2 separate regions of the Homo sapiens genome follow, and region 2 is linked to region 1. Evidence: chromatin contacts called from ENCODE Hi-C data. All regions are on one chromosome and are shown on one strand. The core of a region is the stretch at or near the end of the contact, and the rest is flanking DNA. Distances in the headings are between cores, read along the strand shown. Region 1 has its middle 43 kb from the start of HS3ST1. Region 2 holds the start of LINC01097 (long intergenic non-protein coding RNA 1097).

Region 1 (3,435 bases), core at 862-3,361:
TAAAGTGGAGAGAATGCTGACATAAGTCAGTTGAGAGCACTATAAGTAATGACTGCAAAGCACCTAATTAAGGGCCTACTAAATATTAGGTATCGAGTTTTAAAACTGGCAATTATAATTATTGTATCTTAATGACAACAATAAAATGGAGATATCATTATCATGGAAAATAATTAATTAATTTTGTTATATTTAATGTATCAAGAATAATGCAATAAATTTTCAAATAAAAGCATCCACGAGACTTCCTAGCTGAGTTCAGAAGCAGTTTTTGACCCTGCATTTAATTTACTGTTAGCAGCAAATATGGTATATTATTACCTTTAGAATTTCTCATTTCAGATGAAAAAAATGAGCTGTTAAAGTAATTGTAAAAATTTTAAAGGGCCTCAGTGAAAGCAGAGAGGAGAGTTTCCATGGCGATATCTGAACAGTGCAAGAGAACGGAAGAAGGGAAGGGGGGCATTTAGTGAGCACTTACATGATGTTAAACAGTGTGCTTGGCACTTTGCATCCAACATCAGCCTAAACACAGGAAAATGCTATGACATCAATATGATTGTCACAGTTTTATGGAAGAGCAAACATACTCAAAGGAAGAGACTCTCCTAGTGGACTAACTAGATTGTGGTCCCAGTGCCATATGACCTGCCTTTGCCTGTGGCTGGTGCCCAGACTCTCCTGACACCAACGAGTCTCCTATAATTCATCTTCTTCTGCTCCTTCATGCTCAAGGTCTCTCACTTCCCTTGTTTTAGGGTCTGATTTGTTCCCAGCCTTTCTCGGGGCTCTTGTAGGCTTAACATACACACCCCTGTCTCCAGCGCAACCTCTTACCAGGATACAAAGTTCCTATTTCTTTGCAGTAACAGGAAAAATGTCCTCAGACACACTGTCTTGCCTCTTTAGAGATAGTTCCTTCTTACGGTAGAAAACCTATGACAAAAGTGGAGGTGGTAGATTTGTGAACTCACTGTGCTCTAACCATCCTAGTAAGGGTTGGTTGGGCAAGAATCATCCATGGGTACCAAGTGTCAGAGGAATTTTGAGAAATGGAATACTCCTATAGTCTCAAAAGGTCTCTCCACCGATTGCATATTAGTCAAAAAGGGGAAAAGTAGTAACTACACAGTATTAGTATAAAGAGATGTCACTTTGACAGTGTGATCAAAATTAACATTAGCAATAAGGAACAGATGGATGTCACATGCCTCTGGATGTGTGCATGGAGAGGGAATGCCATCACTTATGAGTATCCCCGCTGGGATGCATAACCTGAATCTGATCATAAAAAAGCATCAGACAAACCCACATTAAAGAATATGCTACAAGGGGCCTGTGTTCATTAAAAATGTCAGTGTCGTGAAAGTGGGAAAGACTGAAGAAAGTTCTGAATTAAAGGGAATTCAACAGACACAATTGCTAAATGGACCAGATCCTGTTTTGAAGGGAAGAGCACTTGCACATTATTATTATTGGGACAATGACAAATATGGCATATTAAAATGTAGATTAGATGAAAATATTATAACATTAAATTTCCTAAATGAAATACCATTGTGGTTAAATTATTTAAAAGAATATTCTTAGAGAATACACATTGAAATATTAAAAAATAAAAGAACAGGATGTAGCTAATCTACTTTCAAATGGTATAGAAAACAATAATTTTAGAATGCATAATTCACACACATACATGTTTGTGTATGTATGTATGTGTGCATTACTATATTTAACAATATTTGAAAGAGAGAATAGGAAAAAATAGAGGATAAAAAAGCAAATGTGGCAAAATGTTAAAACATGGCGAATCTGAAAAAAAGCATATACAGAAGTTCTCTAGAGGCTGTTTTTTTCCAGCAATTCAATGAGCTTTAGGAGTTTAAACAAATTGAAGTTTCTATTAATAGCTAGCAATTACTGTGTGCCCATGCTTTGCTATGGATTGTCCTAGGCAGATCACTGGCATTCTTTCTAAGCTTTTTCGTAGCTGTAGGTGTGGAAATTGTGTTTTCATTTTCATTTTGAGATATGAGGAAACTGAAACAGGATATGCACCCCACAGGAAGTGGCAGGGTCATAGATTTGAATTCAGACCTGGCTCACGTCTCCGCACAATAGAATGAGACAGTGCATGTGATGCCAGACAGGAAGAGGTAAGGTTCCAGCCTTTAGGGGCTCGTAGGGGCTCACAGCCCATAGGGAGAGTAGAGAGGGAAGACAGACAAGTAATTGGGTACATAGTGTGGTGTGGTAAGCAAAGTTAAATATAGTTAATTCTTTTTTTTTTTTTTTTTTTGAGATAGAGTCTCACTCTGTCACCCAGGCTGGAGTGCAGTGGCGCGATCTCGGCTCACTGCAACTTCCACCTTCTGGATTCAAGCAATTCTCCTGCCTCAGCCTCCCACATAGCTGGGACTATAGGTGTGTGCCACCCGCCTGGCTAATTTTTGTATTTTTGGTAGAGATGGGGTTTCACCATGTTGGCCAGGCTGGTCTTGAACTCCTGACCTCAAGTGATCCCCGTGCCTCGGGCTCCACAGTTAAATTCTTCTAAACTTAATTAGTAGAACACCTACTGGAGGTTGTTGTCATGCCAATCTCTTCTGCTACTAGAGACACATGTCCTGTCCTCCCAGAACTTACACTGAAGTGGATGTGACTGATGCTACAGTACATAACTGCTGAGGTAGCACATAATAGTGAAATTTTATCCAGACTACGAGGCTAAGGTTGGCTTCCCAGAGGGGATGTGAGTGTTGCCTTACTTGATTTTCAGAGACAGAATAGCCTGTGAAATTTCATTCATCCCTGAGTTCTAAAGACTTGGCATACAGGAAATTCACTAGCTGTTGAATCTGGAAAAATGATATACATGTTTTCTCTACTGTGCAGAGTCTATACTATTCTTGAATGAATGAATGAGTGAATGAGTTCCCTTCTGTGATTCCTAAGGAACCCAGGGCAATGAGGTCTTCCAGGATGTCAGCCTCTCTGTCATCCTTCCAGGTCACAAGAAAGAGCCAGCAGGTTTCAGCAAGCCGTTCCCTGGCTGATCTGGTGGTGAGAAGAATTTGGGGGTGGCGGCATGGTGACTAGCCACAGCCAGGGCAATTCCTGCACTCCCTGGCTTCCGTGTCTAGCTTTCAGGTTAGAGGAAATGCTTTATCAAGAAAAGCTACTTTGTTCTCTCTTGTTCTCTTTTATTTTTTTCCGAGTTACTCATCACTTTTTCAGTCCCTTATTCTCAGAGGAGAAAACAAAGCCACCTTCTTGAAGCTGTACCTTAGGTATTATTCTTGCCAATGCCTTGCAAAGCCAGCAGCCCAAGTGCTTTGCAGGTCAGATACAAGGGCCCTTTACCTTCAAAGATTAAAATCAGCATAGCAACAAAACATGAGGCTCTTGGTTTTACTCAGTGCTTTTCTTACATGG
Region 2 (3,228 bases), core at 473-2,972, 2.1 Mb before region 1:
CAGGTCAAGAAATCGAGACCACCCTGGCCATCATGGTGAAACCCCGTCTCTACTAAAAATACAAAAATTAGCTGGGTGTGGAGGTGTGTGCCCATAGTCCCAGCTACTCGAGAGGCTGAGGCAGGAGAATCTCTTGAACCCGGGAGGCAGTGAGGTTGCAGTGAGCCGAGATCGTGCCACTGTACTCTAGCCTGGCAACAGAGCAAGACTCTGGACGGACTCCACCTCAAAAAAAAAAAAAAAAACCAAACAAACACAAAACAGATTCTCCGCCGCCAGTTCTCTTGAATCTGAAGGCAGGTAGTATTGATTCCCTGAGAGTCAGAGAGGCAAAAGAAGCTGATGACTCGTCCAGGAGCAATCATTTGGAAAAGCTGAACCCAGTGACTCAGGCCTGACATCTTTTTGATACTCTCAAGAGGGAAGGCAATGAAAGCTTCCTCCTGAAAAATCCCCATTGAAACAGAGGTGGATTTGGAGCCAGGCTTTCCTGAAGACCTAGTTCACAGTTCTTTGCTGAAAAAATGAATACCTCCGTTTCCAAATACAAAGATGGGGTAGTGAAAGAATTACATGCTTCTTGAGTATTTGGCACCACTAAATACTTGTAGCCTAGCTGATAATAAGTTTTGCAAAGTTAAACAAGGACATGTACCATTTAAAAAATATATTTACGAAGATGGTAAGAGGTGGACAGAAAGTGTGGAGAGACTGTAACAACAGCCCAAACAGTGAGAAGTCAGCCCCCACTGGAAACCTTCTTTGAAGTAATAGGTTATGTGTATCCCATCTGCAACTGCAATTGTGGTTTAAAAATAAATTCAATATATAGGCTTTTAAGGTTTAGAAAAGAAATACATTGAGGGGGAGCTTCATTTTCCAGGGCATTCCCTCTGTCCAAAAGAATCTGCAGAAGAATTTTTAAAAACAATTCTTTCCTAAGATGTCTAATATTTTATTTATATTATTAATTGTTTTCCATGAAATACTGCCTGCAGTGAGGCACTTCCTAAATACACTTGTCTCATTTATAAGAGGCTTGAGCCCTGCTGTCAGGGCTCAGGCCTGAGGAGAATTCAAGCCAAGCACACATTGGGAAGGTGGCCACAGGATGCAGGAAGGAGAATTGGAGTCCTATCCTTCAAAAGGTGGCCAGCCAGGGGAAAATCTCAACAATGAGCTCCGAGGAAATGCGTAAACAGAGATTTCTTTAAAGAGAAAAATCTTTGTTGTGAAATCCTTGTCTGTTCTCTCTTTCCTTCTTTCTTTGCTCGTTCATTTATTTAGTGCTCAGATATTCAGCAAAAGTAGCTGAAAGCCTACTCTGTGCCAGGGATGCAGAGAAGAAAGATTGCCCGCTTGGTGGAGTTTACAGTCTAGTGGGAGACAAGAAATGGCAGTGCCAAAAGAAAAATAAAATATGCTGCGGATTAGCGCCTGTGAGGCGCAGTATTATTTAGGGAGTTAGTGAAGGAAGGTCACTGGAATATCAGATGTTTGTAAGAGCGCTTTTCGTGGCTGCCGATCCTAAGGCCATGTCACTATCTCTCTGTCTCCATGTCTGCCTGACTGATCGTCGCTATCCTGGACTTAGTCTCTGTCCCTCTGTGTCCCTACGTTTCAGTCCTGATTCGCTGGTTGCCAAAGGCAGGGCGGTGGGGGCAGAGGCCAGGCCCCAGCTCTAGGTGCTAGCCGTTCCTCCTTACCCCGCCCCCTTTCTTAACGACCGGGCCTCTTCCGGAGGCCTGCGGCAGAGTCGCCTAAGCATTTGAATGGACCTCAGCCCTAGGACCCTGGCGCCCTCGGAAACCGGATCTGAGGTCCGGATCACTAACGTTCAGAGATGCAAGGGAAGCCGAGAAGTTGCCGAAAGGGCCTGAGAGCTGCTTCTCCTTCTCCCTGGGCAGCAAACCTCCAAGCCTGTGCGGGCCAATCTTTGCATCCTGGTAACCAGCGCTTTATTTAGCGCCTAATCGCTTTCCTGTCCTGCAGTAAGTGCTTTCCATGAATTATTTCATTCATTCCTTCCAGCAGCTCAACTTCCATTACCCCACTTTGGGGATCAACACTACCCTGGCCGCGGCTATTTCCGGTGGAGCTGGGGTTCGAACCTAGTCTGTCTGGCTCCAAACTACTCAGCGCGGGCCACACGTGCGTTGGTTTCCCCAGGCAGCGATAAGGGTACCATTTACACAGGAGAAAAATGAGGCCCGGAGAGAGTAAGTGACTAAATGGGCATCAATGTTATGTCAGGCACAGAGCTGAATGTTTTACCTTTAGCGCATTTCATTTTCCTGAGCCCTTTGAGAGGTGGAATTTGAGGGCCCATAGGAACCATGAAAAAGCCAGATAGAAGACTTGGTGGGTTGAAGCCTTGCAGCTCCAAATGGCAGAGTGGTGAACAGGCTTTGGTGGCAGGGCCAGGCTTATCTTCCACTTCTGCTTCTTCCCAGCTTCCAGACCCTTGGAGGAGTTCCCTAAACTCAGGCCCTCATTCTCCCCAAGGAATAAGGAGACTCATAGGTTGGCTTGGAGATAAAAGGAGATAACGTAGTTAAAGCCCTTTGGAGTGGGTGCATGGCACAGAGCAAGCTCTTAAAAGATGATCAGGCACACAAGGCTGGATGGAACCCGCCTTTCTAGACCCTGCTCAGCCTCTTCTTCCCTTCCTTCCTATCTGCAGAAGAGGGAGATGATCTTTCCAAAACTCCCTACTGTGAATAGTAAATGGCTTTTTTTTTTTTTTTTTTGTCTCCAGTGGAGACCGGGGCAGCAGCCTGAAAGGGAAGGCTTTTAATCCTGGCTTCATTTACCACGTGCCACTCCTTGGTGACAGTGCAGATCCTAGTGTGCAGGTAGCTCTGGCGGGCCTCACAGGCAAGGCGGAGGACCCAGGGCCGTTCCTCCTACCTGGGGTGACAGGAAGGAGGGTACAAGGCCCAGCAAGGCACATCAGTTGCTCCGTGCTCACCCTCCTCAGTTTCAGAGATTCTGGCCTCCTTGCTCAATGCCTGATTGGCAAGTTTCCCAGTTCTGGGCACTCAATCCCAATGCTTCAGCCCCAACACACACACACACACACACACACACACACACACACACACACACTGCAGTCCCCACCACTTCACCAGGGTAAGGCAGAGACTGGAGCTCCAGGAAAGGAAAGAAGGTTGAACAGATTCTGCGGTTTCCACGTGCTTGCACTGACCATACCTTTCGGTGAATCCT

What was found. Hi-C counts contacts between places; a loop is a spot of excess contacts on that map. Pooled maps may share reads with other maps.
Region 2: a pooled map shows a loop between it and region 1 (5-fold over the local background). The contact joins the promoter of LINC01097 here to the enhancer-like site in region 1. A Hi-C loop is called at or near these places in 1 of 37 single-sample maps with no recorded cell type and 2 of 50 pooled maps.

What each region holds. Positions count from the first base shown.
Region 1 is chr4:11,470,492-11,473,926 of GRCh38, reverse strand. No RefSeq gene overlaps it. Among named protein-coding and RNA genes, the nearest start is that of HS3ST1, 43 kb to the right of the region's middle. Within about 2 kb of position 2,111, at least 12 of the 41 ENCODE cell types and tissues checked have a DNase peak (open chromatin) inside an H3K27ac peak, as active enhancers do.
Region 2 is chr4:13,529,911-13,533,138 of GRCh38, reverse strand. LINC01097 (long intergenic non-protein coding RNA 1097) reads left to right here and starts at 1,722. Exons shown (of 4, transcript NR_034054.1): 1 at 1,722-1,991.